Linked DNA regions of Homo sapiens: region 2 is linked to region 1. A link is an interaction called in ENCODE POLR2A ChIA-PET data of the cell type or tissue named here. Cell type or tissue: HepG2. All regions are shown on one strand. Links, peaks and the distances in the headings refer to the core of each region. The heading gives the core; the rest is flanking DNA.

Region 1 (5,379 bases), core at 112-5,111:
CATGTTGGCCAGGCTGGTCTCAAACTACTGGCCTCATGTGATCTGCCTGCCTCAGCCTCCCAAAGTGCTGGGTTACAGGGGTGAGCCACCATGCCAGGCCTGCATAAGTATTTTTTGCATAAGGTTGTGATGGCCTTTGTGCAAGGTTGTGGTTTTTGCAGTCTTTTGTGATGGCTTCTGTTATCAGGCACACACACATGAGGGCCCTCTTTTCATACCCTTTACCTGGCTCTATTTGTCAGGATTTGTTTTTGTTTTTGGTGGCGGTGGTTTTTAAAAAACAGAAGTGACTCCATTTTGATTCTGACAACTTTCACAGTTCTCAGAAGGAAGACATACAGCAACCAAATTCCTGGGGCAACCAGAAACTGGAAGAGGCAAGGAAGGATCCTCCCTTAGAGGCATTAAAGAGAACATGGCCCTGCCAACACCTTGCATATGTCTAGCCTCCAGAACCAGGAGAGAATACATTCTTCTTGTTTTAAGCCACCCAGCTTGTGGCCTTTTGTTACAGCAGCTCTAGGAAACTGATGGGCGCCCTCTAATGGGAGGTGAGCCTCTAGAGTCCGAGGGCATTTTCTGGGGCGGACCCCTGGTGAGTGAGGACTATGGAGATACTGGCAGGTATGTTAAGTTAATGCTTGCCACCTCCAAAGGGATACCTCATGGTTGCTGCCTTTGAAGACCTCAGTGCTCTTAAAGCAAACAGTGATTTAGTATTTGTGACTGAATGAGTTCTTTAGAACATTCTTTTTGGGCATTAAAAGCTCAAGAGTGTACCAGGTAAATTCTCTTTAAAATAACTTGGGAAAAGTTTGCTGAATTTATACCAAGGTTAGAGACTTTGGTTCAGAGAACGCTGGCTCCAGGAGCTTTAGAACCAGAAAGCATCAGTTAGAAGAGGGGCAGGTCCAGGTTTTGCGTGGCTTTGTATTAGTTTCCTAGGGCTATTGTAAAAGAGTACCAAACACTGAGTGGCTTAAAACAACCGATGTTTATTGTCTCACAGTTTTGGAGGCTAGCGGTCTGAAACCAACGTGTTGGCAGGGCCGTGCTCCCTCTGACAGCTCTAGGGGAGAAACCTCACTTGCTGCTTCTAGCTTCTGGTGTCTGCCAGCAATCCTTGGCATTCCTTGACTTGTAGATGTGTCACACAGCCATCTTTCCTCTGTGTGTCTTCATGTCATCCTCCCTGCCAGTCTTTACGTCCATATGTCCCCCCTCTTACGAGATACCAGCCATACTGAACTAGGGCCCAACCTAATGAACTCATTTGCACCTGATAACCTTTATACAGACCCTATTTCCAAAGGTGGTCATATTCTGAGGTACTAGGGGTTAGGACTTCAATGTATCTTTTTTTTTTTTTTTGAATTTTGAGACAGGGTCTTGCTCTGTCGCCCAGGCTGGGAGTGTGGTGGTGCAATCTCCGCTCATTGCAACCTCTGCCTCCTAGGTTCAAGCAATTCTCCTGCTTCAGCCTTCTGAGTAGCTGGCACTACAGGCATGTACCACCACACCCAGCTAATTTTTGTTATTATTATTATTTTTTTTTGTAGAGGCAGGATTTGGCCATGTTGCCCAGGCTGGTCTGAAACTCCTGAGCTCAAGTGATCTGCCCACCTCTGCCTCCCAAAGTGCTGGGATTACAGGCATGAGCCACTGCACCCAGCCAAGGACTTCAACATATTTTCAGTGGTGGACAATTCAACACATAACAGTTTTGAACTTAAACAACTTGGTGTGGGAGGGGGGAGGTAAGAGGGGAGCATATCCCTTTAAAAATATCCTTTTCAATGATATAAAATTACAAATAACTAATTTGGCCTTGGGAGGAGCTTATGCAAGTAAGAAGCCTCATAGTAAGTTTTCTGGTATCTTCTGTTGGCAGGTATCATTTGACAACAATGAAGTAATATCACATCCATATTTAATTCCTATGAATTTACCTGTACAAGTGTGGGCATACAAGAGAGAGAGGCTGCTTGTTGTTTTGCTCCCTGGACCTGTACCATGGAGTAAGATGTGAACTGAGACCTTTTGGAGAGGAGCATCAGGCTGTGAAAAGTGTGATTCTGTTGTTTAAAGATTGCTATTTTTTATATGACGGGGCCTACATGCTAAAGACTTCAAGTGGTGCTCCGATGAAAAAAACAATGGAGGGTAATTCTGAGTTTTTCTTTTGTCCAAAACCCTGAGTTTAGAACCTGACCTCTATGTGAGATGGGACTCTAGCGTTCTTCCTCAGCTCTAAACTTAACCCAATTTGATCTCCTTCTGAACTTCTCCCATCCACCAAAGCTGGTACAGTACAGGAAGGAGGCGGAGGTGGTGGGTCATCAGTATGAGAAGGGAGCTAGGCACATAGGCACCAGCTCAGTCCCTGCCTGGTAGAGATGAGGATCGATCAAAAAAGCAACACTGTTCAGTCTCAGAGGGGGTACATTTCTGTAATAGCCTTTAATAGTTGAGTAAGGCATAAACACCTGTTGGGGAAAAAGTTAGCAAAAAAACCTCCTGTCAACCCAGAAAATTCTCTTCATAAATGTAGGGGAAAAAAAGAGTTGTATTATTGAGTAGGCATTAAACCAGACTGAGATGTGCATCACAGGCCATCCATTCATGAGATTGCAGAGACAGAAAGAAACCTCACTCTTTTACATATCCAAGTACATACAATCCTTTACATACATGTTCTCAAGATAAACAATAACTTGTCCTTATAGAGGAGGACTTGGTAGTATCATTTGTTATATACTCATGGTTCATCCTAGGTTCACTTGGTTATTGGCAGTGGCCATCTGTGTTAGTTAACTGCTGTTATCTGAAAGAAAAACAAAACTCACTCCTAACACAAACAGGTAGTTACTGAGAACAAAGAGCCTTAGGCTAGGGTGACAGGAAGATAGGGGCACTATCTTACTTGATGTTTACATTTCAAAGAGATAGTGGAGGTGGGAGGATCTCTTGAGCTCAGGCGTTCAAGACCAGCCTGGCATAGTGAGATGCCATTTGTAAAATAAAATAAAATAAAAAAAAACAAGACATACTTCCCAGACCCTAAGAAAAACACTTCTTGTTGTAAGGGCTGTAGGGCAGGCAAGAGGCTCATTTTGCTTTTGAAAAGATTTATCTGCATATCAGCTGGGTGCTGTGGCTCACACCTGTAATCCCAGTGTTGAACAACTTTCTTCTTGGTTCAGCTAAGAGCTGGGTCCTTGCCACATGGCCATGAAATATTAGGCTCGCAGACACGTGGAAGGGTGAGAATAATGAAATTTACTGGGCAAAAAGAAAAAAAAGGGAAATGGGGACTCTCTGCAAAGCCAGAGTCCTGCAAGTGTGCTTCCCAGCTCACAGATTGAATCCCAGGTTCCACTCAGGAAGAGGAGGGGCCAGGCTCTTCCCCCCTGCAAATGGTGCAAACTTCCCGAGGCTCCACCCCAGTGTACACTTCTCCCAGTGCACAGGCCAGCTGGAGTTTCTCCAGGGACCCCTTTATACTTGGCTGTACATTGCGAGGGAGGAGCTACCTGTGCTCTGAGAATGGGCAGGTCCCCTTTCCCGGGCTGGGGTGAGGAATGGGGACCAGGGAACACCTGCCTGTCCAGGAAGAGTATCCGTACACCCTAGAAAGAAGCTGAGCAGCCTCTGGAGGTGACACTCCAGAATGAGTGGGAGGGAGCTGCCATTTAGCAGGTGTTTAGCGGTCTGTGCTCTAAAGAAGTCCATCTAACTGCCATTAGGATAAGCATGATGACCAATCTTAACTGCTTCCTGCTGTTAAGGGGGGCGATGTTTGGGGAAACAGCAGTTAGAGCTGCCTCAGAGGCCTATTTAAGGGTTCCTAGCAGAAGGGGCCGTCATCAGAGGCTCTGGTTGTGTGATTGTTTGGAGTTTGATGGCCTGAAGGCAAGAAGAGACAAATCGGGTTATTAGAAAACATGTATTAAAATGAAACAAGGGGAGGGGTAAGGGCAGCTCAAAAATCCCAAGGCCTTTTACCAGTTTGCATGGGGAGAGGGAGGCCACAAGCCCTACTGGTAGTAAACTTGACCCTTTTGCCAGCATGTTGGGCTTCTTCCAACATGGGTTCCCTTCTTCCAACAGGGCGTTCCCTTCCCCTGAGCCTAATCCTAAACCAACCAGTTTAAGGTTTGGGAAATTAACCTTTCCAGTTTGGAGGATGCATCTGAGGGGAGTGTCCTGTAGTACGAAGATGCAATTACCTATCTGTGAAGAGAGGACAGAGGAGGAGAGAGGAAAAAAGAAGGAGCTTTTTAAAGGAGTCTCAGGGGTTCAGGATGCATTTGAAAAAGGTACAGACTGAAGATGAATGGCTACCCATCTAAAAGAACGGGAGCAGGAGTCTCTTGTTCCCTTCTCTTCCTAGCAGATACCCCAGGTATGTGAGGGAGAGAGGGAAGAACATTCTCTTTCCCACTTCTGTCTTTGCATCCCTGCGTCCCGGTGACCTTGTCAGGTGCTGCCGTGGGTGCCAAAGTGGCTTGCACCCATGAAGCAAGGAGGGCCTAGAAAATAGGAATTATCTGATCTCACCACTGTTTCTATCCCACCTACTGTCAGTAGTCTGGAGTTCCCTAGACCTTATTTATGCCATGGATACTAGCATGATCTTTATCCATGAAACAGGAGGCTTGGCTTAATCGGCAGGAATCAGCCATGCTCACCTGTGCTGTGCCTTTAAACTTCTGTTATCGTCTGCCTCTGCATCCCTCAGATCCAGTTTTCTTTCCTAGGGCTTTAACGCAAAGCTTGGAATTGAGTTTGGGACAAAAATGTGTCTAGGGTGGGGACTGCATGAACTCCTTCTCATAAGCCAAATGCTAAGGTGAAACTGTGGAACTGAGTCCTCCTCCAACAAGGGAGAGAAAGGGATGTCTTGTGACACACCCAGATAACTGGTGGCTATAGTTATGCTTGCTTAGGATTTGGGCACATCGTGCTTGACTTTGGTTAGCTCCCTTGGTCTTACTTTCCCAAAAAGGAAACCTCTGAGTGATGGGCATCCTATTTATTCCCATCACCTGGCAGGATTTGAAGGATAATTGGTCAGAACTAGAATATTGGTCTGGATTTTTACATTACCCATCCCTCTTGTTCTTTCTGGGCTACAGCCAGAGATTGCTGGTTGGTTCACAGGAACAAGCAGGGTTAGTTTAAAATGTAGGCAAAAACTTACAGACAACTAATGAGTTTATAATTTAATGACAAATGTATGATAAGTTTTGAAGCATAATTTCTCTCTCTCCAGTCCTCATTTTTGTTAAAAAAAATTATGGTAGGACTGAGTTGTTTGCAAAATAGACTTTAGTCTTATACTTGGCCTGCATAAAGTGCAGCAAGAGTAATTATTCC
Region 2 (5,379 bases), core at 274-5,273, 170 kb before region 1:
AACATGGTGAAACCCCGTCTCTACTAAAAAATACAAAAAATTAGCCGGGCGTGGTGGCACGCACCTGTAGTCCCAGCTATTCGGGAGGCTGAGGCAGGAGAATGGCGTGAACCCGGGAGGTGGAGCTTGCAGTGAGCCGAGATCGCGTCACTGCACTCCAGCCTGGGTGACAGAGCGAGACTCCGTCTCAAAAAATAATAATAATAATAATAATTGTGGGGGAAAGGAATAAAAAGTGCAAAAATGATTTAATCCAAGGAGAGAGTGCAGATATTTCACCAAAAAAATCAAACTTATAATACCTTCAAAATATATGATATTTCCAAAAGTGCATGTGAATCCAGCCTACATCGTTTCAGTTTAACAATACTTGGAACTACAGCAATTTTCTCCTGAACAAAATGCTGGCCACTGCACGATTTGAGGACTGCTGCTGCCAGCATGGAGAAGAAGCAAATCACAGTGTCACTTTGGTATACTGGTCATTTACAACATTCTCCTAAGCATCCCCAGACACACATGCAAACTTGGTTAACTCCAGAAACTTCTCTAGCTGAAACAAACACGTAACACGCACTAGATAGCACATGTAAAATCAATCTGGGCTAAGGTGTTGGAAGAGCTGGTTGTCATATGGCAGAAAGCAGACAACTAAGAGAGTAGGTGAGCAGAAAGGTGAATTTGATTGGGGATGAAGGGACATAGAGGAAGTGTACAACACATTGCTAAGGAATTACAACTTTAGCTGGTTTTGGTGGCTCATGCCTGTAATCCCAGCACTTTAAGAGGCTGAGGTGGGAGGATAGCTTGAGCCCAGGGGTTCAAAACCAGCCAGGACAATATAGGGAGACCCTGACTCTACAAAAAATAAAATAAAATAAAATAAATAGTAAATAAGCCAAGCATGGTGGCACACATTTGTGGTCCCAGCTCCTCTGGAGGCTGAGGTTTGAGGATCGCTTGAGCCCGGGAGGTCAAAGCTACAGTAAGCATGATTGCACCACTGCACTCCAGTCTGGGCAACAGAGTGAGACTTTTGTCTCAAAGTAAAATAAAACTTGGACAATGGCTAAACTATTGGATGTTATTAAGCAGGAGAGAGACAAGATCAGAAATTTGTTCTACAAGAATAATTGATGACTATTTGGAAGATGAATTGGAAACAGACTTAGGTCTGAGATAAGTTAAAAGCTTTTGCAGGCCAGGCGTGGTGGCTCACGCTTGTAATCCCAGCACTTTGGGAGGCCGAGATGGGCGAATCACTTGAGGTCAGGAGTTTGAGACCAGCCTGCCCAACATGGTGAAACCTCATCTCTACTAAAAACACAACAATTAGCTGGGTGTTGGGGCGGGCGCCTGTAATCCCAGCTACTCAGGAGGCTAAGGCAGGAGAATCACTTGAACCTGGGAGGTGGAGGTTGCAGTGAGCCAAGATTGTGTCACTGCACTCCAGCCTGGGTGACAGAGTGAGACTCTGTCTTTAAAAAATAATTTAAAAAATTAAAAATAAATAAAAGGCTCTTGCAAAGTCCAAGGATTCCAGAAACATTCCGTGGGCAGAAATGGCCAGACTTAATTCCTCACTGAATGTCTGTTTAGGTGAAGAAGGTGCTCCAGAGAAAGGGGGAAAGAGAACTGAAGTTTCTCGGGTTAACAGCTGAGTGAATGGTAAAGCCATGAAACAAAATAGGGGAAATAAGAGAGTGAGGGGCAAATTGATGGATGTGCATTAGACACGTGGAGAGGAGGTAGATGCAGTTGTCCAGGAGGAGACCAGCAGAGCACCAAGGAAAGTGCATTTCTACATAGCTAGTATGAGTAATGGTATACCCAGAGGGGAATTAAACCATCCAGGGAGTGAGTGAGTTGAAAGGGAAAAATGTAAGCTGAGGAAACAACCCTGAAAAACAAAAAGGGAATGAGCAAAAATACCTGACAGACCCTTGCTTCTGCTGGGCAAGATTCTATTACAACTCGTTTTCAAGTTCTGTGCGGATTTCTTCAAATGGCCCACAAAGTGAAGGCAGTGACTTTAAAGCCCTGAATGTCCTGGTACCTGATGACCTGAGGCTCCCTTTGGCTTCCCTTCTCTTGGCAGTGAGATTAGCTGCTCTGTTCTCCATCACTATTCCTGGAAATGAGGACAGGGAGGTTCTGAGAGGATAGGCTTTTCCTTTGCCCTGATTCCCCACAGTGTGTACAAAACAACACTGCAAAGACGTAACCCAGCTTGTGGTTAACAAGAACATTTCTCTCCTACCGTTATGGCTTAGGAAAATGGGTGGAGAACTTTGACTGCCCCTGGTCCTCTATACAACATCTAGAGCTTGGGCCCGGTGCAGTGCTTTTAAAGTCCTTGAAGAGATTGATCCCTCAAGCAATGTGTTCACCTCGACTGTGTACATACCATGGTTAATAATTACCTTTACTAAGGATTCACTTCTCAAACTTCCTGGTCAATTTGTTGCTACATATTTCAAAGATGCTAGCAGGAATGGATGGCAGGTATAGATGGTCACAGGGTTACAATCCTCAAGGTGTTCTGTGGGAATAAATTTTTATTAAAAATGTGATAAGTCATTAATAAAAATATGTGTGTTCTAAAAATTAGTAAATAGGACAGGACTGGTGCTTCATGCCTGTAATCCCAGCATGTTAGGAGGCCAAGGCAAGAGGATTGCTTGAGCTCAGGGGTTTGAGATCAGCCTGAGCAACATGGTGAGACCACCCCCCCATCTCTACAAAAAAGTTAACAAAAAAAATCAGCTGGGTGTGGTGGTATGTGCCTGTAGTCCCAGCTCTCTGTCTCTGCATGTGCATATGCTCACGTTTGTGTAACAAATGTAATTTGTTTATGGCTGGGGCCCTTTTGCAGCTTCTCCGTTTGCTCCATTTTTATCTTTAGGCCAGACTTGAGGCATTAAATTCAAATCCAGACCACTGATGGTTATATTTTATTGAATGCTTTGAAGGGAGATAAAGAAAGCATTACATCATACCTTGCACTGTAAACTTTCCTTAAAATGCTTTAAGCATTTCTCTTTTCCCCCAGAACCTCTCTCCCTCTGGCAACTGACTCATCTCTCCTTTCCTGCCTATATATACCCAACAGCCACTCCAGCTGGGGCCCCACCCTTATCACCTTATTTATTTATTTGAGACAGGGTCTTGCTCTGCCACGCGGGCCAGAGTGCAGGGGCGTGATCACAGGTCATTGCTGATTCAATCTCCCAGGCTCAAGCAATCCTCCACCTCAGCATCCAGAGTAGCTGGAACTACAGGTCCAAGTGCTAACCTCCAGTGTGACTGTATTTGGGAGCAGGACTTTAGGGAGGTAATTAAAGTGAAATAAGGTCATAAGGGTGGCTCTCGCCTATAATCCCAGCACTTTAGGAGGCTGAGGCAGGAGAATGGCTTGAGCCTAGGAGTTCGTGCACAGACCAGCCTGGCCAACATGAGACTTTACCTCTCCAAAAGAATACAAAAAATTAGCTGGGTATGGTGGCACAGGAATGTAATCACGGTGCTATGGGAGGCCTAGGCAGGAAGATTGCCTGAGGCCAGGAGTTTGAGACCAGCCTGAGAAACACAGCAAGACCCCATCTTCTCACACAAAAAAAATTTAAAAACTAGCTGGTCATGGTGGCATGTGCCTGTAGTCCTATCTATTAGGGAGGATCAACTGAGCCCAGGAGTTTGGTAAGCAATGATTGTGCCACTGCACTCCAGCCTGGGCAACACAGTGAGACTAGGTCTCTAAAAAAAAAGCAAAGATTAAAATGTTCCTCAAAAGCTTCATTTTACAGTCCTATTTGCTCTAATATTAAGTTTTCTATGTCAACTAACAAAAATTTCATCATTGCTATTATTGTAAGCTACCTGACTTCACTAAAACTACCTTTCTTTGTTATAAATTAATTTGGCTTAGGGGAAAAGTTTGTTCAAGATGAACTATGATAGAGATATTTATTTATTTGTTTATTTATTTATTTATTTTTCTAAGACAGAGTCTCACACTGTCACCAAGGCTGGAGTGCAGTGGTGCCATCTCTGCTCACTGCAACCTTTGCCTCCCAAGTTCAAGCAATTCTCCCACCTCAGCCACCCAAGTAGTTGGGACTACAGGAGTGCACCACTACACCCATCTAATTTTTGTATTTTTAGTAGAGATGGGGTTTCACCATGTTGGCCAGGATAGTCTCGACCTCCTGACCTCAAGTGATCTGCCCGCCTTTGTGATTAGCACTTTGGCCTCCCAAAGTAAGCCACCATGCCAGGACTGATAGAGATATTTAATTCAATTTTTTTCAGGCAAATGTGATAGCTGGCCAATTTTTTTTTTCGTTTTTTAAAATCTTTTGTTTTTTAGAAACCTCACCTGGAAAATTTCCAAAAACCTAGAATGCCATTTTTATTACCATTTCAGAAAAGTAAATACTTTCTTCATTGTCTAATTCATACCAAGTGGCAGCAGTTGATGCTCTCATTTCTTTTCTTGTCTAAAATTAGCTTATAATTGTACCCGAGTGTTGTTGTTGGCAAGTGGTCCAATTTCTTTCTCCAGGAACACTTGACCATGCAGAGGTCTGCAACCATGAAGACATATAATATGGTTCTATCATGTTGCTTTGAAAGTTTGATGCTGGGTGCATGGTCTCATGCCTGTACTCCCAACACTTAGGGAGGCCAAGGCAGGAGAATGGCTTGAGCTTAGGAGTTTTAAGACCAGCCTGGGAAATATAGGAAATATAGTGAGACCTTGTCTCTACAACAAATGCAAAAATTAAAAAAAAAAAAAAGAAATCTTGAAACCCCAGATTTGACCATAGCACTAAATACCAAGGGTTAGTACAAGACAAAATTAATTGTAGAACAGTGTATGCTGTTGAATGGAAGTGAACCAAAATTATATTGAAAATGTGAATAAAAGGCCTAAAAATCAAAGTTATTAAACTGGAATGTCCAATGGTTTATATTTACCATTAGAAGAGACCTATACCACATAAATTAATTTTAGAGTAATAGAGAAACTACCAAAGGAAACAAACAATGAATATGTCTGAAGGAAAGAGAGAAAAAAAGAGGGGGAATAAGGAAACAGTATGCAGCTGTAAAATTTTCATATTGCTGTAGTCTGGTCTAAATATTTCTATTTTTAAAACTGTCTGCAATAAAATAATAAAATAAAAAATTGTAATATGCATTTTTAGCCCAGGCATTACACAGTGAAGGTGAAGTAAGTTTAAGAAAACAAGCTAAGCTAAATAAATAAATGGAAAGGCCAAAATAGCTTATTACCAGCCTCTTTGCTTTTGATTAATGGCTAAATAATTTTCATGCAAGATCATATTAAACCTGAACTTCTATGTTGCATGATAG

The links. Peaks named below come from ENCODE experiments on the same cell type or tissue, not always from the same donor. Only the 100,000 strongest peaks of a DNase experiment are listed, where the experiment ranks them.
Region 2: POLR2A ChIA-PET joins it to region 1 with 5 read pairs; 12 of 35 experiments call an interaction of 5 or more read pairs at or near these places.

What each region holds. Positions count from the first base shown.
Region 1 is chr6:88,970,736-88,976,114 of GRCh38, reverse strand. No RefSeq gene overlaps it. Among named protein-coding and RNA genes, the nearest start is that of RNGTT, 9.8 kb to the right of the region's middle. RefSeq lists an enhancer at 2,630-3,251. In HepG2, for the core only: a CTCF peak has its summit at 546 (motif pointing left); a DNase peak (open chromatin) is centred at 2,884.
Region 2 is chr6:89,137,486-89,142,864 of GRCh38, reverse strand. All of the region lies in intron 2 of LOC101929004 (a long non-coding RNA gene), which reads left to right. It also overlaps a transcript of PM20D2 not described here. Among named protein-coding and RNA genes, the nearest start is that of PM20D2, 5.9 kb to the left of the region's middle. In HepG2, for the core only: no CTCF peak of the experiment used is centred there; a DNase peak (open chromatin) is centred at 2,364.